Linked DNA regions of Homo sapiens: region 1 is linked to region 2. A link is a loop called in an ENCODE intact Hi-C map of the cell type or tissue named here. Cell type or tissue: Caco-2. All regions are shown on one strand. Each heading gives the region's core, and the rest is flanking DNA. Links, peaks and the distances in the headings are about the cores only.

Evidence for each region. Peaks named below come from ENCODE experiments on the same cell type or tissue, not always from the same donor. Only the 100,000 strongest peaks of a DNase experiment are listed, where the experiment ranks them.
Region 1: a loop joins it to region 2, with 4 times the contacts of the local background. A loop is called at or near these places in 4 of 110 quality-filtered maps.

What each region holds. Positions count from the first base shown.
Region 1 is chr5:154,514,826-154,525,938 of GRCh38, forward strand. No RefSeq gene overlaps it. Among named protein-coding and RNA genes, the nearest start is that of HAND1, 42 kb to the left of the region's middle. RefSeq lists enhancers at 4,494-4,994, 6,184-6,787. In Caco-2, for the core only: a CTCF peak has its summit at 6,277 (motif pointing right); DNase peaks (open chromatin) are centred at 2,486, 6,346 and 9,116.
Region 2 is chr5:154,571,578-154,582,690 of GRCh38, forward strand. No RefSeq gene overlaps it. Among named protein-coding and RNA genes, the nearest start is that of MIR3141, 19 kb to the right of the region's middle. RefSeq lists an enhancer at 502-671. In Caco-2, for the core only: no CTCF peak of the experiment used is centred there; DNase peaks (open chromatin) are centred at 4,984 and 6,094.

The DNA of each region.
Region 1 (11,113 bases), core at 1,678-9,677, 57 kb before region 2:
CTGGGTGGCAGCTCTGCCAAGTCCCTGGAGCCTCCAACTGCAAAAGCAAGAGTTTTGTCAGCGAAGTTGTTCTCTCATTTGCCTTTTCACCTTCCTGGGTTCAGAGCACTGGTCTGGAGCCAATGTATCCAGACCTTCATCTCACTCTGCACCAGTTGGTTCTGGGAGTGCAGATAAGCCCCTCCCTCTGTGAGTCCCCCTTTCCTCTTCTGTAAAATGCAGAAATTGGCTCACAGTGTTCTCCCAGAAAGTGGCTCAAAATATTCTCCCAGAATGCCCTGGCTTTGATTTCCATCTGGCTACTTCAACTGATATTCATTTATCCAGCCACCCATCCTTCCACCATCCAATAATTTTTCTTTTTTTTTTTTTGTATGTATTCTTTTCTTTTATTTCAATGTAACGTGCTTGCATGTGGCAAAATTTTCAGCGTAGGGGTTAGAAAGTGAACACCTCTCGGCTGGGTGCAGTGGCTCATGCCTGTAATCCCAGCACTCTGGAAGGCCCAGGCGGGTGGATCACGAGGTTGTGAGTTCGAGACCAGCCTGGCCAAGATGGTGAAACCCCGTCTCTACTAAAAACACAACAATTAGCCGGGCGTGGCGGTGGGCACCTGTAATCCCAGCTACTCAGGAGGCTGAGGCAGAGAATTGCTTGAACCTGGGAGGCAGAGGTTGCGGTGAGCCAAGATTACGCCACTGCACTCTAGCCTGGGTGACAGAGCAAGACTCTGTCACAGAAAAAAAAAAGAAAAGAAAAAAAAAAAGAAAGTGAATACCCCTCTTAGTCACAGCCTCTAGGTTAGTGATTTCTAAACAGGGTTTCAGGGAGAGCAGGGGTTCCCCTCAGAGAACATTTGGCAATGTCTGGAGACATTTCTGGTTGTCACAGCTGGGGTTGGAGAGTGTGCTACTACTGTCATCTAACGGATACCTGCCAGGGGTTTCACAATGTTGGCCAGGTTGGTCTCGAACTCCTGACCTCATGTGATCTGCCTACCTTGGCCTCCCGAAGTGCTGGGATTACAGGCGTTAGCCACCAATCCCAGCCACAAGTGTGTATATTTTAAAAACCCAAATAGGCTCCAACTGCAGTTTTCTTTATTCCTTTTTAAATTTTTTTTATTTTATTTTTGAGACAGAGTCTCATTCTCTCACCCAGGCCTGGAGTGCAATGGCACAATCTCGGCTCCCTGAAACCTCCGCATCCCAGGTTCAAGCGATCCTCCTACCTCAGCCTCCAGAGTAGCTGGGACTACAGGCGCCTGCCACCACACCTGGCCCTCTTTATTCCTTTAATAACACTGGCAGTGACATTTCAAACACTTAGGAGCTTGCTGCTAGAATCATATTGCCTAAATTTATTTATTTATTTATTTATTTATTTATTTATTGAGATGGTGTTTCGCTCTTGTCGCCCAGGCTGGAGTGCAGTGGTGCAATCTTGGCTCACTGCAACCACGGCCTCCTGGGTTCAAGTTATTCTCCTGCCTCAGCCTCCCATGTAGCTGGCATTACAGGTACCCACCACCATGCCTGGCTAATTTTTGTATTTTTAGTAGAGGTGGGGTTTCGCCATGTTGGCCAAGCTGTTCTCGAACTCCTGACTTCGGGTGATCCTCCTGCCTCAGCCTCCCAAAGTGCTGGGATTACAGGCGTGAGCCACCGCACCCGGCCAGGTTGCCTAAATTTAAATGCTGGTATCACCACTTACTAGATGTATGGCCTAATCCCTCCATACCTCCATGTCTTCATCTGCAGAGTGGGGATGATTATAGTACTTACCACATGGCATCACATGGGATTAGTTATTTATTATGTGCGTTCCTTTGTATCTGGCTGGAGGTGGCAGCAGATCACTGTGCTCACTGCAGAGATGAGGACACTGAGACTCAGAGTCAGGCAGTGACTTGACACAGCCTGTCCAGTAAGTCAGTGGCACTTGGTGCTAGCTCAGGGCTCTCTCCAGTGTAAGCAGCACTTCTGATAAAGGTATGTTTTTTTTGGCCCGGTGTGGTGGTTCATGCCTGTAGTCCCAGCACTTTGGGAGGCTGAGGCAGGAGGATCGCTTGAGCCCAGGAGTTTGAGACCAGCCTGGGCAACATGGCAAAATCCTGTCTCTACAAAAAATTTAAGAATTAGCCAGGCGTGGTAACCCATGCCTGTAGTCCTAGCTGGTCAGGAAGTTGCGGCAGGAGGGTTGCTTGAGCCAGGAAGGTTGAGACTGCAGTGAGCCATGATGGTGCCACTGCGCTCCAGCCCAGTTGACGGAGCGAAAGCCTGCCTCAAAAAAAAAGTATATTTTTTGCTTATTTGTTTGCTTTATTCTGTTTTGTTTTGGGGAAAGATCCAGAAGACAGCAGGCCATCAGCTCTGTGCTACAGGGTAGCAGAGAGTTCTGCGTCAGGCCTCAGGGCATCTTGGCAGACACCTCCCTGTCCCCAGTTCCCAGTCTCCCTCCCCACTGTGGCTCAGCCTGGCTCTCCACTAGGCCGGGAGCAGGCTCTGCCTTATCTCCAGACGCCTGTTATCTGCACACCCATCTGTGGACAAATGGCCAGCCGGCTGGCTCCTGGGCACCCCTGCCTAGAGGGGAGTCCGCCTCTCAGGCCTGTGTCTGGCAATTTGGGCTGGAGCCCAAGGTGGGGGGTCTCCCAATGGAGGAGGCCCCGCTCAGCCCTACCCCTGGGGCTTTAAGCCCTAAAATGATGCTGCTTAGACATTCCATTCATGGGACAGGAATCCGGGCCAGGAAAACCATCCCATCCCACCATCCTTCCCTCACTTCGTTTCACATCAGGCTCTGTAAGGTGGGTAAGGGCCGCAATTGTCATTCCCATTGAGCAAATGGAGAAACTGAAGCTAAGTGAGGAGCTGTGTTGTGTTGCAGGTCACAGAGCAAAACAGCAGCCTTTCAGGGACTAGAACCTAGGCCCCTTAGCTCCCATCCTAGCCTCCAAGAAGGAGAACTCGCAGACCTCATGCTCCAGGCCCCACCCTGCCATAGATGCCAGGGGCAGGGGCACAGTCATGTCCATTCTTTGGGCCTTAGTTTCTTCACCTCTCAAGCAGAGATAAAAGTGGGTGACAGGGAGGAGCCTGTCCTTAGCTCCAGAAGGCCAGGGAAGCAGCAGGCAGAGTCGGGCAGGGCGTGAAGCACGTGGGGCTCTGGGCTCACCCTGCTGGGGCTCAAGTCCCACTTTCCCCGCTTATCTCAGTGTGACTTTGAGCAATCACTTGACCTCCCTCTCTGTGCATTGGTTTCCCCATATGAAAAAAACAGGGGAAGAACAACACGAGTCAACCTCCATGAAGTGCATAGCACGTAATGAGTGCTCATAAGTGTGAGTTACTGTTGTTTTTGTTCGCAGGAGAATATGGCGTAGTAATTACAGTATTGGGGTTGACGAACTGGCTGTGCTGTGTGACCTTGGGCAACTGACTTAACATCTCTGAGCCTCTGTTTTCTCATCTGTAAAACAGGGGCAGTGTGTCTTTGAGGCTCTAGTGAGGGTCTTGGCACAGATTGTGGCCCCATTGGCTGGGGTGAAGCTGGGAGCTGCCAGTGACCTGCAGGGAGGGGTGCCTGCCTGAAAGATGGAGACAGCCTGCAGGCCTTTGTTTACAGAGCCCATCTCTCCTCTGATGGATGCGGCCAGCAGAAGTCTGTTTGCAAGTTTCTCCTGGAAACATGAATCAAGGTCTGTTTGGAGAACACGTGCGCTCCTCTGTCAAACATTCCACCCGTGCTGGGGCCACAGAGCCTTGAGAGCAGAGTGGGTCCCAGATTGTCCCCAGAGATAGGGGATAGGCCAGGATACCCAGCCCCTCCGGCCAGGCTTCAGAGGGGACAGCCTGGGCTCCGAGACAGATGCCCTCCCTGGCCTCAAGGAGCTCTCTAGAAAGCAAGATAAGACCCGGACTCGACCAGAAAACAGGGAGAGATAAGGACCCATCTGCTTCCACTCTTGTCCCCTCTGATCCTCCACAGCAGCCCTGAGTGATCTTTTTAAAATGTAAATTTCATGGCTCACTCCTGCTCACAACCCTCTGTGACTTCTTTAGTAGTTGAATCAAAATCTGATTCCAGGCCGGGCTTGGTGGCTCACACCTGTTTAATACCAGCACTTTTGGAGGCTGAGGTGAGCTGATCACTTGAGGTCAGGAGTTCGAGACCTGCCTGGCCAACATGGGGAAACTCTGTCTCCACTGAAAATATAAAAATTAGCCAGGCATGGTGACAAATGCCTGTAGTCCCAGCTACACGGGAGGCTGAGGCAGGAGAATCACTTGAACTCATGAGGCAGAAATTGCAGTGAGCCGAAATCGTGCCACTGCACTCCAGCCTGGGTAACAGAGCGAGACTCCGTCTCAAAAAAAAATTTCAGATTCCTTAAACATGGTCTTGGAGGTCAAGTGGGATCTCACCCCTGCCTGCCAGTGGGACGCCAGCTCCCAGCCCCTCTCCCCTTGCCACACTGGTTTTCTTCCAGCTCCTCAAGCAAGCCTACCTCATGCCCTTCCCAGCCCTTCCCACAGGTGCTCCCTTCTCCCTGCCCCATCCAGGTGGCCCTTCTCACACTCAAGCTGAGCTTGGCCTCCCTGACCACCCCTTGTCACAGCACCTTACTCTTGCCTGGGTGGCCAACATCAAATTTGTAATGATGTGTGTATCTGTGTGTGTACACGCTCAGTCTCTGGGTGGGGCCAGGGTCACACATCAGTGCATGCTCAGCCCCTGGCACAATGCCTGCCACATAGAAGGCTCTGTACAAATATTTATTTAATGAATGAGTAACTGACCAGGAGGAGGACTGATCTTATTCTTGAGGTCAGTCTTATTATCTTATTATTCGGCTCACTGCAATTTCTTGAGGTCAGAAAATGGACAGTCATATCCAGTAGAGAGGAAATCAGAGAAGATGTTTTGGGGAAATTGGCACTAAAGCTGGGTTGTGATACTCGGGAAGACTTTGACTGGTGGAGAGGAGAAAAGGAGAGTGTAGTGTTTAGGCTATGGGTAGGCACTGAGTTGAGGAAAGGCAGCAATGTGAGGTGCTGAGACCCTAGGCTGCAAATGCAGCCACCTGGGGCAAGTCTCTTCAATCTTTTGAACCTCAGTTTCTCTATCTGAAATATGGGGATGATGATATCAACTTCCTAGACAGAGCATATGAGGAGGAAATAAAGCTTTTCATCAGGGCTCAAATTGCAAGTATCATGATTACACATTTTTATTTCACCACCATGCCAATCTGAAGATAGGGGTATTATTGTCTGCATTTTCCCCTGATACTAAATTTATTTTATTTATTTATTGGAGATGGTGTCTCACTATGTCACTCCGGCTGGAGTGCAGTCACTCTTCTCAGGTACAATCACAGCGCACTGCGGCCTGGAACTGCTGGGCTCAAGCTATCTTCTTGTCTCAGCCTCCCAAGCAGCTTGGACCGCTTGGGTATGTAGTGGTGCACTTGACCTCCAGATGTACACCGCTGACCTCGGCTATATTTATTTTTAATGCTACATATTTTTTAAACATTGAAACTATCTCAAATTTATAGACAAGCTGCAAGCATGGTACATAGAAGTGCTTTTCCCCCAAATGCTTTGAGAATAAGTTGCGGATATGATGCCCCAACTCACCTGAACATCTTTGTGTTTATTTTCAATAAACAAGGACAATCTCTTACAAACCGTAATACAGCCATCACCATCAGGAAATTAATATCGACACATTCCTACCATCGAATCCTCAGATCCCCTACAAGATTCTCACTGGGTTAGAACAACGTGCTGTGTTTAGTTGCCACATTCTTTGGTTTCCTTCAAACAAGTCCTCAAACTTTCTCTGAATTTTGTGATCTTGACATTTTGGAGCTCACTGGCCAACTAGCTTGAAGAATGGGCCTTAATTGGGTTTCGTTTGATGATTAGGGCCAGGCTACGCATCTTTGGCAGGAACACCACGGTCATTTCTTCTGTCTGCATTGTTTCCAGGTAAGGAAACCAAGAAGGTGGGAAAGGAAATGTGAAATGGCCTCTGAAAAATCCTGAGGTGGGAAAGTATGTGGCATATCCTACTTTAAGTCCTTTCTGCTGCAAGGATGTCCTCATTTGCTAGATTTTCACTGCAGCTGATCCTGGCCAGAACCCTCCTGACATCAGGGAAGAGGCTAGAAGGGGTTAGGGGCTTTTTAGAAGTTGTGGGCGGTGGGTGGGGGAGTGGAGAGGGGTGCCGCACTTTCCCCAAGAGACGAGGGCGCTGAGCTCCCGGTATCCTCTAGGTGGCGCACAATTCTCTGGGGAAAAGGAGAATTCCAGGTGAACTAATTCCACGGGAAGAAGGGTTGGTTTGGGAGGGGCTAAGCCCTGCCTACGGGCTCCTGTAGGGGAATCAGCTCCCCATCCCCCTGCTCCCTCCAGAGCAGCGCCCAGCATTCAATCATTCGCTCGCATTTATTTGTCTCCCGCCTGCCTGTGGCCAAGACTTGCCATTTGTAGGTCACAGCACAAAGCGGAGGAGGGCAGGGTTGTCTGACTTGGAGCTCAGGAAACCTCGGCTTGGGGCTGGTTTTGCATCTGAGTTGCTGTAAGACTTAGCACCTTTCTGGGTCTCAGTCGTTCCAACAGTTCAAAAAAGTGAGGATGGCCGGGCGCGGTGGCTTACGCCTGTAATCGCAGCAGTTTAGGAGGCCAAAGCGGGCGGATCTCGAGGTCAGGAGTTCAAGACCAGCCTGGCAAAGAGGGTGAAATCCCATCTCTACTAAAAATACAAAAAATTCGCCGGGCGTGGTCGCAGGCGCCTGTAATCCCAGCTACTCGGGAGGCCGAGGCAGAGAATTGCTTGAACCCGGGAGGCAGAGCTTGCAGTGAGCCGAGATCGCGCCACTGCACTCCAGCCTGGGCGACAGAGTAAGACTCCGTCTCAAAAAAAAAAGTGAGGATGTCAGCTTGGCTAGATTATAGTCCTGCTTCATCACCCAACCCCCAACCCCTATCTGTCTCCATCTTGAGCCCACCCTGGCCCCAGACTCCTCCTCTGTCCCATAAGAAAGGATTAAAATCTCACAAACTGATGAGAATGAAGTGTGAAAGGGCCTACAGGGTTTGAATGAGGGGGGAGGGGCTGACGCTTCAGAGCTAGCTCTACCCCCACAAAGGGGAGGTGGGGGGAGGGAGCTGGAAGGCTTGGAGGGACCTATCTTCCTCCACCCAACTCCCAGAGCTAAGCAGTACCGTGGCCCCCCACTCTTCCAGTGCTGCTGGCCTATGGCTTGCTTATCAGGGGTGGCACCCCCACTAATGCAGCACGGGGTGTCCAGGGACTGAGATCGGCTCTCGAGTTCCCCTGTGGCCACAAACTGTCCTCTGGACAGTTGACTTGCTTGGCGGTGCCTCATTTTCTTTATCTGTAAAACGGGCCAAAACCACTTTTGTCACAGAGTGACATCCTTGCAACAGCCATACTGCTGTTTAAAATCTTCCATCTGCTTCTCCTTCCTGCAGGGCAGGTGTAAAGAAGGCCTGGGGTGACCCAGCATCCTGACTTGGAGAAGATCCTATGGGGGAAGAGGGCCATGGAGTGGTCATCGCAGATAAGGGGCCCTTTGGTGCTTTCTGTCCCATGTGCGCTAATAATTCTTCAGCCACAGACAGCATCTTGCGACATCCAAAGTACTCTCATATCCATGACTTTATGTGACCCTCACATTCTACCTTGATTGGTGGGAAACTGAGGCTGGTAAAAGGAGATGTGACTTGCCCAAGATCACACATCCAGCCAGCAGCCAAGTCAAGCTGTAGAGTGCAGTGGATAAGAGGATGGTATCAGGCCATCCTGGCTCTGCTGTGCTTAAGCCGTGTGGCCTTAGGCATGTCATTTCACCTCCCTGAGCCTCGGCTTCTTCATTTATCAGTAGGAATAGTGCAGAATTGTTCTGAGGGTTAAATAAAACAAACAGAGTGACATACTGGGTGCCATCCTGGTTTTGGTAACATTCAGAGCCAAAACACACCTTTCTTGGTTCTAAGTGACTATATCTGGGGAGTGGGGACTTGTCTTTTTTTCCTCCTACATCTTGCATCTCGCTGGTATGATTTCCATGTCCCATCACATCAGTCTCTTCCCCAGGTCTTCCAGGCTCCACTGTCAGCACTAAGAAGTCAGGGATTGGGTGTGGCTTGCTCCCCGCTGTAAGCCCAGCACATAGCACAGCACCTTACACTGAGTGAGAATAATGGCTCATATTTTAAGTGCTCGCTGTGTGCCACTCCTGTGCTAAGCACTTTCTCTGCCTCTTTTCATTTAATCCTCACAATTCTACAATGTAGGAGGTATGATTCTCATCCCCATCACAGCAGTGATGGAACTGGTATCAGAAAGGGAAAGCAACCAGCTCAGCAGAGCCAGGCATGTCTGTGCGACTCCAACACTCAACCGCACGGCAGGCTCAGCAGCTGTTCTCTGCTTATAAAGCACATGGCGCCTGGCACATTGGTCACCCTCAATCCATGGCATTGGATCTTTGTCACCTGACTGTCATCATCCCTTCTGACTCTCAGTCCCTCCTCTGAACAACAGCTGTGTGTTGGCCCCATTCATGTCCCACCAATGCCCAGTCCTTTAGGGGGCTCCCCAGCTAGCCAAGGTGACCCCATGCTAACATTTCCCAAGCTCTTTCCTCAAATTTTATCTCCATCATCAATGACCAACTCCTCTGTGTCAGAGGCAAACAGCTCCCACCCGTATTTATTTCACCCCAGCTTTGTCTATTTATAGGAAGCTGGCTTGTCCTGACGCTGTTTCTGTTAACAAGGCAGGCATCTCAGCCAACTGGGCAGAAAAGCAGCAGAAACCTTCAGTCCTGCCCATAAAGGCCCCAGAAATGTCTCTGCCTCCAGAGGTTTTTGAGAAACTGCTGCAAGGGGAATTATGAGTGTAAACTTGCCCCCTCCCTCTGCCCGCCCCCCAGCCCTCTCATCTGGACAATAACAGCTCCCATCTCATCTCTGAGAAACCATTCCCGAAGGTTCCAGCTGAGTGCAGGATTAGGCCTCAGGGTGGCAATTAGCTGATAAGGCGATGACTTCACCCAGAGCAGAGAGAGCCTGGCTAGCTGGAGCCTGTCCCTGCAGGACACCCTGCCCTGGGCCTCTCTCCCTGGACTTAGAGACAGGAACCCTGGCCCAAGGCTTGGGGAAGTCTCTTCCCCTCTCTGGACCTCTGATTGCCCCTGTGTGAAATGGAGCATGTTCTGACCTTCACAGGCTTGTGGGAAGCTCCAGTAAAATAAGAAATAAGATCTTGCTCAGAAAGAATCCCTGGCAGCAGTGCATTGCTGACCATAGACAACCATAGAACTGGAGCCTTTTCTGGAATATTCCTGAAGGAACAAAGAAAAGAGGCACTGGCCAGGGAATCAGGTGGACCTGAGTTTCTGAGCACAGGCCCTGTGTTCACCAGCTGTGTGCTCTCAAGCAGGCTGCCTCCCTTTCCTCTCTGTAAAATGGGACAGTGTTTGTGCCTTGTCTTCCTCGCACATGGTTTTGAGATGCAGAGATAACTGAGGAAGGAGAGCTGAGCGGATAAGATCACAGGTTTCAGAGCATGTGGGCCTGGCTTCGAGTGCCTGTTTGACCCCTTACTAACTGTGTGCCTTTATGTTGATGGCTTGTATAAGACCTCGGTTCTTGTCTTCTTAGTTTAAAAGAATTTAAACAAGAGACACCCAGCAAAGGAGGTGAATCATAGAGTAATTTCTCGAAAAATAAAAAGATATTTTGCAGGTGGATCACTTGAGATCGGGAGGTCAAGACCAGCCTGGCCAACATGGTGAAACCCCATCTCTACTAAAAATCAAAAATTAGCTGGTTGTGATGGCACGTGCCAGCTCCTCAGGAGGCTGAGGCAGAAGAATTGCTTAAACCCGGGAAGTGGAGGTTGCAGTAAGCCAAGATCATGCCACTACACTGCAGGCTGGGCGACAGAGCAAAACTCTGTCTAAAAAAAAAAAGCAGATTCCTTAAAAATGACCTGGGAGATAAAGTGGGATCTTGCCCCTGCCTGCCACTGGGACCCCAGCTCCCAACCCCTCTCCCCTTGCCACACTGGTTTTCTTCTCTGTCTGAAAAAAGAGAAAAGAAAAAAAGAAAAAGAATATTTTGAAAGGTCAGGGTGGGCTGCTCACGAGGATGAGTCAGCCAAGACTGGCACTAGGGAAGCTCCCTTTACAGGAATCTTCCAGCATTATTCATAAGGAGGTAGGAAGAGGTGTTACTATTATAGTAAGCATGTTCTGGGTGGTCTCTGGGTGCACATGCTCAGTAGCCACACATACTTTTTCATACGTAGCCTGTACAGTTCATTAGCATCTTAAATCTCCACCCAGGGGTGTGTTTTTACTATTATAATGAGCAAAGGGTCAGTCTGAGGACAGGTAAAATCAAAATGTGCATGCTGTCTGGAGGAGAAAGTCCCTACTGAATATAGCTTCAGTAGCCCAGCTAATTTTTGTATTTTTAGTAGAGACAGGGATTCATCATGTTGTTCAGGATGGTCTTGATCTCTTGACCTCGTGATCCGCCCGCCTCAGCCTCCCAAAGTGCTGGGATTACAGGCATGAGCCACCGCTCCCAGCTGAAGAAAGGTGTCTTTCTATCCACGGCCCTCTGCCCCTTCTTTGCCTAATGTTGAGGTGGAATGTTGGTCATGAAGGCAGCTTACCAGCTGTGTGATCCTGGTCAAGTTAGTTAACCTCTCTGTGCCGTGCTTTTTCTTTATCTGGAAAATGAAATGATAATATGCACATCTACCTCATAGTTATCTGAGGACTAAATGTGTTAGTAAATTTAAAGTGCTTAAAACAGTACCTAACATCAGAGTGCTCTGCACACATTAGCTTTTTTTTTTTTTTTTTTGGAGATGGAATCTCACTCTGTCACCCAGGCTGGAGTGCAGTGGCACGATCTCAGCTCACTGCAACCTCCGCCTCCCGGGTTTAAGCAATTCTCCTGTCTCAGCTTTCCAAGTAGCTGGGATTACAGGTGCGCGTCACCATGCCCGGCTAATTTTTGTATTTTTAGTAGAGACGGGGTTTCACCATGTTGGCCAG
Region 2 (11,113 bases), core at 1,682-9,681:
ACACAATACATTTGGTAAAGTCGAGATTCTTCTCCCATGGAATTGTCACTCCCTGCTTATTGCTCAAAATACTCTTAAGTCAGAGCTGCAAGGGAGCTTGGAAAGCATTTGGTCAGAGCTGCTGCTGACAGATGAGGAAAGTGAACCCCACGAGGGGAAGGGGCAGGCCCCAAGCCAGGGAGCTCGAGCCAGAGCATGGCTGGGGGCTCCAGGTTCCTTTTGTTTCCACAGAAGCCCAGAGCTTAGTCAGTTTCAACTGTGGGACTAGCAAAGGCTCTGTGAATGGCTGGGAAAAGCAGCAGCCCCTATAAGGATGACAGGGCCACCAGGCAGAGTGCAGACTCTATGCTAAGCACCATCCAGATGCCTTGCACGCCGACATGCTCTCAGAAAGTCCACACCACAACTCTACACAGCAGAATCATTGACTTCATTTTACACAGAGAAGCCGAGGCTCAGAGAGCAGAGCAGTCTTCCAGAAGCCACACAGCGGGTAAATGGAGAGGTAGCATCAGATCTGTGTGTGAAAGAGCCCCACATCACTGTCTCCTTAACATCCATCCTTCAGAATTTTTGCCTTAATTGTACTTGAACAACGGTTCACTTTCCATAAAGGGAAAACTAGTATCATTTGAAAGATGTATTTTCATTGTAGAAAATACATTCATTGAAAACAGTGTTATTAAAATCTAGCTAAATCTTCACCTGCAGATCCCTAGGCCTGCCCTCTTTGTTAGGAGGGGAGATTAGCAAACATTAGAGAGGTATTAAAGACAAACTAGGCCTGGCACCATAATCCCAGCACTTTGGAAGGCTGAGGCAGGAGGATTGCTTGAGGCCAAGAGTTTGAGACCACCATGGGCAGCATAGCCAGACCCCATCTCTTAAAAAAAATAAAAGAATTAGCTGGGCATGGTGGTGTGCACCTGTCATCCTAGCTAATTAGGAGGTTGAGGCAGAAGGATCACTTGAGCCCAGGAGTTCTAGGCTGCAGTGAGCTGTGATTGTACTATTGCACTCCAGCCTGGGCAACAGAGCCAGACCCTGTCTCTAAATGTGTGTATTTATTTAAATACATAAAACAGACTAGCACCACACTGAGGCTTTCCTTTTAATGAAATTTAAAGGATTGAAAGAATATTGAAGAGAGAATAATTTTGCAGGATATGAGTCTACCTTTTGCATTGCCTTGTGTGAATTTGACCTTTCTTCCATCTCCAGGACAGAACATCTCACACTAAACTACGCTACCTTTAGGTGAGCCAGGTGGTATCAGTCAAGACTGGCTTTCTGGAAAAGGCACCTGGACCAGGTTTCACATCATGGGAGGCCTAAGCTACGGTATCTCTACTTAAAGTTTCTTACTGTCCAGAGAGAGTAGTCCACACCCCTCTCCAGGGGCCTGGGGGTCCAGTCAGCAGGCTGCCTGGAGCCAGGGCACACTCTCTCCCCAAAAGATGACCCACCAGCATGTTTGCCTAATGTGGCCACTTTGGAAACATTGTTTGTTCTTATCCTGCTAAAAACAGCTTCAAAGTGACTCCTGTCTAAACTGTGCCACGATCGATTATCAAATCCCTGACCTGATCGAAACCACAGGGGGACACAGTCATTTGCTTTAATGCAATTAAAGCAAAATATAATCATGTATCCAGGCCAGGGACAAGGGCAGGGCTCTTTAGAAGGTGGGAGGAGAAACCAGCTCTGGATAATTTCTTCTCAGCTCCAAGGTAGCGAGCTTAGACTTCTCCTGCCTCCGTCTCCAAGGCAGCCTTGGGCTTTGCTGCAGAGCCACCAGGTGAGGGTGTCCTGGGCGAAGGGGGAGCTGGGAGAAAGCAGTTTTGGAGTGAGATGTGGAGGAGGGTGGGGATTTGCAGAGCACAGCCAGGAGGAAAGAAGAAAAATGAAAAAGAGGAAGAAATGGTCAGGCGCGGTGGCTCACACCTGTAATCCCAACACTGTGGGAGGCCAAGGTGGGTGGATCACCTGACATCAGGAGTTTGAGACCAGCCTGGCCAGCATGGCGAAACCCCATCTCTACTGAAAATACAAAAATTAGCCGGGTGTGGTGGCACGTGCCTGTAATCCCAGCTACTCAGGAGGCTGAGGCAGGAGAATCACTTGAACCTGGGAGCCAGAGGTTGCAGTGGGCCAAGATCGCACCACTGCACTCCAGCCTGGGCAACAGAGTGAGACTCTGTCTCAAAATAAATAAATAAATAAATAATGTGGGGAGGAAGAAAAAGATCACAGAAAGAGGAGGAAATGGACATAGCCAGCTTGATAATTTTCAGAATCTCTAACAAATCCCCAGCCTCAGGGAGGTTGAGGCTGGCAGGTCTTCCTGAAGGATGGCAGCCTCCCCAGCAGCAGGTGAGGTTGATCCAGCAGGACTTCCATGAGGAGGCACCAGGAAAATGTGTCTTCCCTTCTCAGAGAGCCACATGAGGGAAAAGATCAGGGCGAGGGCTTGCCTTTCCGTCTCCCGGCTTCGGCCCAGCATCCCCGGGCTCTGCAAAGGAGTCAAGTGTCTTCACACCACGCACCTGCCTCTCCCTCAGGGGCAGGCAGGGCTGGCAGGCTTCAAGGGACCCCCTCAGTGCTCACTGCACAGGCTGTCCGGGGGCTCCACACTCTCTGTACCGGTTCTTATGACTGCTGTGACAAAGTACCCCAGACTGGAAGGCTTAAACCACAGTTCTCACCGTTCTGGAGGATAAAAATCTGAGGCCAATATGTTGGCAATGTTGGTTCCTTCTGAGGGCTGTGAGAAAAGGATCTGTTGAGGCCTCTCTCGTCAGCTTGTAGGCTGCTTCTCCCTGTGTTTCCTGATTTCCCCTCATCTTCCTGGGTCTCGACATCATCTTCCCTCTATGCATATCTCTGTGTCCAAACTTCCCCTTCTTATAAGGACTCCAGTCGTACTGGATTGAGGCCCACACTGAGGACCTCATTTTAACTTGATTAGCTCTATGAAGACCCTAGCTCCAAATAAAGGCACATTCTGAGGCACTGGACTGAATAGTGTGTCCCCCCTCAAATTCAGATGTTGAACTTTACCCCTCATTTTAATGGGATGAGAAAATGGGGCCTTTGGGGGGCGATTAGGTCAAGAGGGTAGAGCACTCCTGGATGGGGTTAGTGCCCCCACATAAGAGACCCCGGGGAGTTCCTCCAGCCCTTCCACCATGAGAGGACGCAGCAAGATGGTCGTCCATGAACCAGAAGCGGACCTCACCAGACCCTGAATCTGCCAGTGCCTTAATGTGGACCTCTCAGCTTCCAGAACTTGGAGAAACAAAAGTCTGTAGTTTCAGCCACCCAGTCTATGCCATCCTGAACAGACTAAGGCAGGGCTTCAACATATTAATTTGGTGCGGTGGCGGGCGACACCATTCAGCATATCACACTGTCTGTGGGGAGCTCCCCACTGCTGCCTTGGGGAGGGGAGGAGAGACAACAGTCCTTGGCAATGCTCAGCACTCCCTAGCTCCAAGCCTTGAACAAACCATTTCACTTTCAAGGGCCTTGGCTTGCTCATGTGTGAAATGGACATGGTAGCAACACCAACGCTGGCTGGAGAAGAACGCAATAACACCATGTTTCCGTCCCTTTTACGTTTACTCGGATATCAGAGCTGGAAAGCATCCTTGGAACTCCTGTGCGCTCTCCCTTGCCAAATTTAGGATCCCCCAAAACGGAGAACTGCTTTCCACCTCAGAAGGTCCAGCTCTGACAGCCTTTCTTTCTCCTTCATCTCCTTCTCCTCCTTCTCTTCCTTCTCCTTTTTCTTTCTTCCTTCTTCTCTTTCTTGTTCCTGTTTTATTGATTCCCAAAACTATCATTATTTGTCATTATTGGCTACTGCTTATTAAAGACACTGTACAGACATTGTGCCAAATGCTTTACAATCTTTATCTCATTTTATCCTCACAATAACCTTACAGGATAGGAACTACTAATATTCCCATTTTATAGATGAATAAACTGATGCTCAGAGAGTTTGGGGGAGGCCCAGAGAACAGAGCCAGGAGGCTAATGAGGAAAACTGCAGAAGGCAGACCACAACTCCAAGGAAGAAAGGTCTTCCTCCCAGGCTGCCTGGGGAGGGAGGAAGACGCCCACTCCAGGATGAAAGCAGAGGCTGGATGACGAGATAGCAGAAGTTAAAGAGGAGCTTTTGCACAGAGCTCAGGGGAGGCACTGAACTTGGCAACTTCTCAAATCCCTTTCACCTCCAGACTCCAAGGGTCTCGACCTCAAAGCCCCAGCTGAGGAGAGACTCGCAGGAAAAGAAAGAGACTCTTGCAAACCCTCCCAAGTCAAACCGCCTGGTCGTCTCTCCTAGAGGCACAGCACATAGCAGGTACTAAATAAATATTAAATAAACAAATACATATGTCAATCCACTGCAGTCACAAAAATCTCTGCTATTGCTGTGAGAGCACCATCTGCTGGGAGTGGGCTAAGTTTCTCACCTAGAATATCTCGTTTCATTTCCTCTTCTCCCAAGCCCTTACCGGGTAGGTGCTATTCTTATCCCCGTTTTACAGCTGAGAAAGCTGAGACCCAGTCTGCCTGACTCCAAAGCTCTTAACCACTGTGCTAGCAGATATCAAGCCCCGCCCACAGATTCAATTAACCATTCCAGCAGTCTTGGGTCTCCAGAAACAGCCAGCATACAGTGGGTGTTTAATAATACTTAATGAATCATTGAATTGATCCATGCATCAAACCTAGCCTACTGAGGTAGACATATAACCCAACAAACAACGAAATCTCTGGTTCCATAAGAGTCCCCTAACCCAGTGCCTGGCACACAGTAGGCACTCAATAAATATTTGTGGAAAGAATGGCGCACTGGCCCCTAATGTAAGCTCCTCTGCACATAAATTTCAGCTCCAGGCACTTTGAAGTTCCCCCAGGGGACAGCTGCTTTTCCTGTTATCGATGCCCCCCCAGCCCCTCCTGGCCCCCTGGGCCCATCCAGGCCAGGGACCTGGGGCCGCCACAGCCAGGAGATAAGAATGATGGATGGCCAGCCTCCTGGCTCCACAGAAGCCTGGGGTTTCCTGGGAGCGGGAGACAGTCTAGTGATTCCAAAGCCCCTCGGAATTCGAGAGGAGAGAGCTCAAGGAGGGGGTGGAGGCAGCGGCAGAGGCATCCCTATCTCCTCAGAGATGCTGGACCCGACAGGAGGTTTCAGCACCCCCCCGGCTGCCTTGATCTCCTTCCATGTTGACAAGGCTTCCTTTCAGCATGTGCTGAACACCAGGACCCATCACTGGAGCTTCCAGTGGGAGAGGGGAAGATGGCACCCCCTCTCCCCTCCTCTCCTTTCCTCCTCCCAACTGCCAGAATCTGGAAGCAGGGCAGGCTTCCTTCCCAGTTTGTAATTCAGGCCCTGTCATTAATTGAGCCCTTGGCAAATTAAAAAGTCACAATATCTGAGCCTCAGTTTCCCCATTTGCAAAATAAGCACTGGGGGAGGTGTTCCCTTCCAGCTCTGCTGAGGCAGGATTCTAAGTAGCTAAGGAGGAAACCTGCTGTGTGGCTGAAAGTAGTGGCTGCTGCCTAGATGGGGAGGCCAGGCTTGCTCTTGGACTCAGGCAATAATAAACATGGGTTTGTTTAATTTAAAATCTCTGATCCCCAAACTGAGATGCTTCCTAACTTTGGGTAGAACCTGACCATGTTAGATTTTGAAGGACTCCAAGAAATTGAAACCTATTATTTTTGTCCTTCCCTTCTCTCTGGACCTAAGTTTATTTTAAATTTTTAAAAAAATTATTTTAACTGCCAACAATACTTGAATGTGTCTTCCTTATTTTAAAAAAAAAACATGCTGATGAAGTTAAAATGCTCTAGACAAGTCTCATCCTAATCTATTCCCCTCTCTTTCCAAAGGTCACACCATCATTTGGGGATGTATCCCCAACACTTCCACAGCACCTCTTCATATGCCTGTCTACCCAGAGACTGACACACACAGACTTGTCCTGTAGGAAATGGGATTTTATTAAAGGAGTCATCTCACACTGGGTGTGGCACCTTCCTTCCACCACTCACTCCTGGGGCCTGGAGACCCACCCATGCTGGGACACCGGGATCTGTCACCTTTCACCTACCTGGAATGCAGCTCAAGACAGGGTGGACCTGCCTTCCAGGTAAGCTCCAAGAGAGTGGAAACTTGGTCTATTTTGTTCACCACTGATTCCCAATGTCTAAAACAGGGCCTGGCAATAGTTACTCAATAACTACTGAATGAATGAATGAAGAGATGAATAAATGAATGATTCAATGCATTTAACCCACCCACTCCTGGTGGATATGTCAATTGCTTCTATTAATAACTTTTTGGGCCGAGCGTGGTGGCTCATGCCTATAATCCCAGCACTTTGGGAGGCAAAGGCGGGCAGATCACTTGAGGTCAGGAATTTGAAACCAGCCTGGCCAACATGGTGAAACCCCATCTTTACTGAAAATAAAAAAATTAGCTAGGCATGGTTGCACGTGCCTGTAATCCCAGCTACTCAGGAGGCTGAGACAGGAGAATCACTTGAACCCGGGAGACAGGGTTTGCAGTGAGCCAAGATCACGCCACTGCGCTCCAGCCTGGGCGACAGAGCAAGACTCCATCTCAAAAAATAATAATAATAATACCTTTTCACCAACACAAACACAAGTGTCCCTGAATATGCCTCTCTGTGTTCATTTTTGAGGAGCTATAACATGTGGGGGCTCCCCTAGGGCCCCAAAGGGCATTGTTTGAAATCCTCTGGTTAGGCCAAAGCCTTCATTTCACAGGTGAGCACAGGGAGACCAGGTTGGGCAAACATCTTGCCCCAAGGTCACCTAGCACATCAGGGACTGAATGAATGGAACTTTGGGGTTACTGTGAATTTCTCTTCCTTCACTCTCTTAGTGCTTACACTTTCTCTCTCCCACCACCCTACTCCACCCCAAAACTCCAGCCTATGTACCTCAGGAGGGGTGACTTTAGGGGCAGAAGTCTCATTCACTCACATAGAGAAGGAAGCTCCTACAGCATCAGGTGTCCAGGGTTTTAATCCCAGTGCCAAAGCATTTCTTTTCCTCCCTGAGCTTCCATTTCCCTAACCTGTAAAATTGGCCTAATGATGCTTGCCTAACTCTTGAAGTGAGGACAAGAAAGAGTTTGTAAAATGGAGAACAGGGATAAAAATCTAAGAGAGGGCTAGTTCAGTTTAAAATGTAGAATTTTGGCCGGGCATGGTGGCTCATGCCTGAAATCCCAGCACTTTGGGAGGCCGAGGCGGGTGGATCATCTGAGGTCAGTAGTTCAAGGCCAGCCTGGCCAACATGGCAAAACCCCATCTCTACAAAAAATAGAAAAATAAGCCAGGTGTGGTGGCACGCATCTGTAGTCCCAGCTAGTTGGGAGGCTGAGACACAAGAATCACTTGAACACAGGAGGCGGAGGTTGTAGTGACCCAAGATCGCAAGGCCCTGTAAAAAAAAAAAAAAAGGATTTTGAAAAAACAAATTTCAGGCTGGACACTGTGGCTCACGCCTGTAATCCCAGCGCTTTGGGAAGCCGAGGCAGGTGGATTGCTCGAGCCCAGATGGAGACCAGCCTAGGCAATATGGTGAAACCCTGTCTCTATCAAAAAACATAAAAATTAGGCAGGCGTGGTAGCCTGTGCCTGTAGTCCCAGCTACTCTGGAGGCTAACTAAGGTGAGAGGATAGCTTGAGCCTGAAGGGCAGGGCTGCAGTGAGCCATGATCATGCCACTGCACTCCAGTCTGGGCGAAAGAGCAAGACCCTGTCTCAAAACAAACCCAAAACAAAATTCAGGTTAAAAGATAAGGTATGTTTCTACCTTTATAAAAAGGAAAAAATGTGTGTGTATATATATACATAAACATACAATTATATACATAAAATTATATATAATTTACATAATTATATAATTTATATTTGAATGTTTGTATAAGTACAGAAAAAGTGATAGCAGTTACCAACTGCAGAGGAAGAAAGGGAAGGCTATTTTCTTTCTTTCTTTTTTTATTTTATTTTATATTTGAGACGGAGTCTCATTCTGTCACCCAGGCTGGAGTGCAATGGTGTGATCTCGGCTCACTGCAAACTCTGCTCCCAGGTTCAAGCAATTCTCCCTGCCTCAGCCTCCTGAGTAGCTGGGATTATAGGTGCCTGCCACCACACCTGACTAATTTTTGTATTTTTTAGTAGAGATGGGGTTTCGCCACATTGACCAGGCTGGCCTTGAACTCCTGACCTCAGGTGATCCACCTTCCTCGACCTCCCAGAGTGCTGGGATTACAGGCGTGAGCCACCTCGCCCAGCCCCAGGAAGGCTATTTTCTAAGTTTTCTTGTTACATTCGCTTTTGTTTGCTTTGGTGCAAGCTTGACAAAACAAAAGACATATTTATATATTAAGTATGTAACCTCAAAAACTCAAAAGTAACAAGACGAATACTGCTCTAGAAAAAAAAAAGCAAAGGCCACAAATAATCCATTTACAGAAGTAAAAATACAAATAGTGAAACAAAAAAAATAGTTAAATCTTAGAAGGATCAAATAGAAGCAAATTAAAAAAATAAAATTATCTTTTGCCTATCAAATTGTAAGAAGTGATATTAAAGGCCAGTGTTTTCACTTTGGGTACTGGTGATGGAGATTAGCTGGAAGGTGGGGACCCCGCGCCCCTCACAGTGATGACATGTCCTTCCTGTGCTGCCCCCCAGCACTCTGATAGAGCCATCTCGAGGCCAAGGAGAGATGACAGGTCAGTCTCCGTTTCCCTCGGCTTCCACCTCCTTCCCATTATAGAGACCAACTGTGGCGTCCTCTGGCCCGCTGCCCCAGCCAGAAACACTCTACCCTCATCAGACCTAAATCCCCCTTCCTCTGATAAAAGAGTCCTGTATCCTGTGACACAACCAGAAATGATTGGTAAGGTGCCTGGTACATGAAGACCATCCCCAGAGGAATCCTTCCCAAAGGAATTGCTAGATTCAGAACAGAGAATCCAGTCGCGGGGTCAGAGGTCATCTCTGTTAAGCCTCTGCCTCTAGGCAAAACTACCCCCAACGGTTTTATTTTGGTAGGTTTTTATGAAAATACAATAGCACACTAGGAAAAGCCATTAGCAGTCATCTGGCCCCATAAGTTTATTTTATATAAGGGGAAACAGGAATAGGACGGCTATGAGAAACCCAAATCACACAGATGAAGCTGCATTTAGAAGCAAGGTCCCTTGACTCCCAGTCCAGTGCTCTTTCTGCTCAGACTCATTGAGACCACATCTTTTTTTGTTCGATAGGTCTGTTCCCTTAATCCCTGTGTATCAAAATCTATCTCCTTGGTTATGGCTAAAAATCTTGCTTGTCCATTTGGGGAAGGAAGAGTTCCTGAGGTTTTATACATTCATAGTGTAGATCATATATTTAAAAGGAGAAAAGATATAGTTCTGATACAGTAATAATAAATAGCTTTTTTTTTTCAAACAGGATCTTGCTTTGTTGCCCAGGCTGAAGTGCAGGGGCTCAATCATAGCTTACTGCAGCCTCAACCTGCCAGGCTCTAGCAATACTCCTGTCCTCCTGCCTCAGCCTCTCAAGTAGCTGGGGTGACAGATGCTTGCCACCACATCTTATTTTTTTTTTTTTTTTAATTTTTAGTAGAGATGAGGTCTCACTATTTTTCCCCGGCTGGTCTCAAACTCCTGGGCTCAAACAATCCTCCTGCCTCAACTTCCCAAAGTGCTGGGATAACAGGCATGAACCACCACATCCGGCATAAATAGCATTAGTTTAAAAACAGTAAATATCTGAGAAACCAAGACAGGAGGATCACTTGAGGCCAGGAGTTTGATATCAGCCTGGGCGACGTAGCGAAACTGACTCTACAAAAGAAAAATAAATAAAAACCAAAACCTGGCGTGGTGGCCCATGCTTATAGTCCCAGCTACTTGTGAGGCTGAGGCAGGAGGATCGCTTGAGTCCAGGAGTTTGAGGTTACAGCGAGCTATAACTGCACCCCAGCCTGGGCAACAGAGCGAGACTCTGCCTCAAAACAAAACAAAACAAAACAAAACAAAACAAAAATGTAAGTATCAATCAAGAAGTAATAAAATTAAAAATCATTTAAAATAATAAAAAATTGTTAAATAAAAAATAAAATTCCCCTGATTCTATCATAGCATACAAATGCAAAACCCAGGGGTCTATTAACATGCTTGGCACACTGCCTTTGTGTTTATTTCACCTGGCACATCCCCTTGACCAAGATCTGCTTAGAGGGAGACGAAGGAAGCGGGAAAGACACACCAGGCAGGAATGGAATCTCTATGTATCCCAGGAGTCATTCTGAATACTTACCTACCTCCTGCCTGAAAATGTGTCTTAGTGTTAAGCAGATACTATTTTAAAATTCTTAAGAAAAGGCTATAAAATGGTGATTAAAAGTAGGCGTAGGCAAATGTTTTTGGTAAATAGCCAGAGAGCAAATATTTCCAACTTTGTGAGTCCCAGCGTCTGTTTGCAGTGAGTCAGCTCTACTATTCTAGTTCAAAAGCAGTCAGGGACAATACATAAACAAATGAGCATGGCTGTTTTCAATAAAACTTTATTCACAAAAATAAGCTGTGGGTAGGATTTGGCCCACAGGCAATAATTTACCAACTCCTGGTTAAGAGTATGGGCTTGGGACTCAGACTTGAATTGAAATTCCAGTTCTTCACTTGTGAGACCCTGAGCAACTGGTATAATCATTCGAGACTAGGATGCAGCTCATTGTACCTGGTTATAGAGCAGCTAGCTACTCAGTGGGACATCACTCAGTTCAGGCACGTTGTAAGTGCTCAGTAAGTGGGATTAGACAGATAAGCTACATCCCCCTTGGATAAAGGAGACCTGGGTTCTGGTTCTTTTGTTTGTTTTTTGAGATAGGGTCTCCCTCTGTCACCCAGGCTGGAGTGCAGTGGTGCAATCTTGGCTCACTGCAACCTCTGCCTTCCAGGCTCAAGCAATCCTCCCACCTCAACCTCCTGAGCAGCTGGGACCACAGGTTTGCAGGACCACACCCAGCTAATTTTTGTATTTTTTTG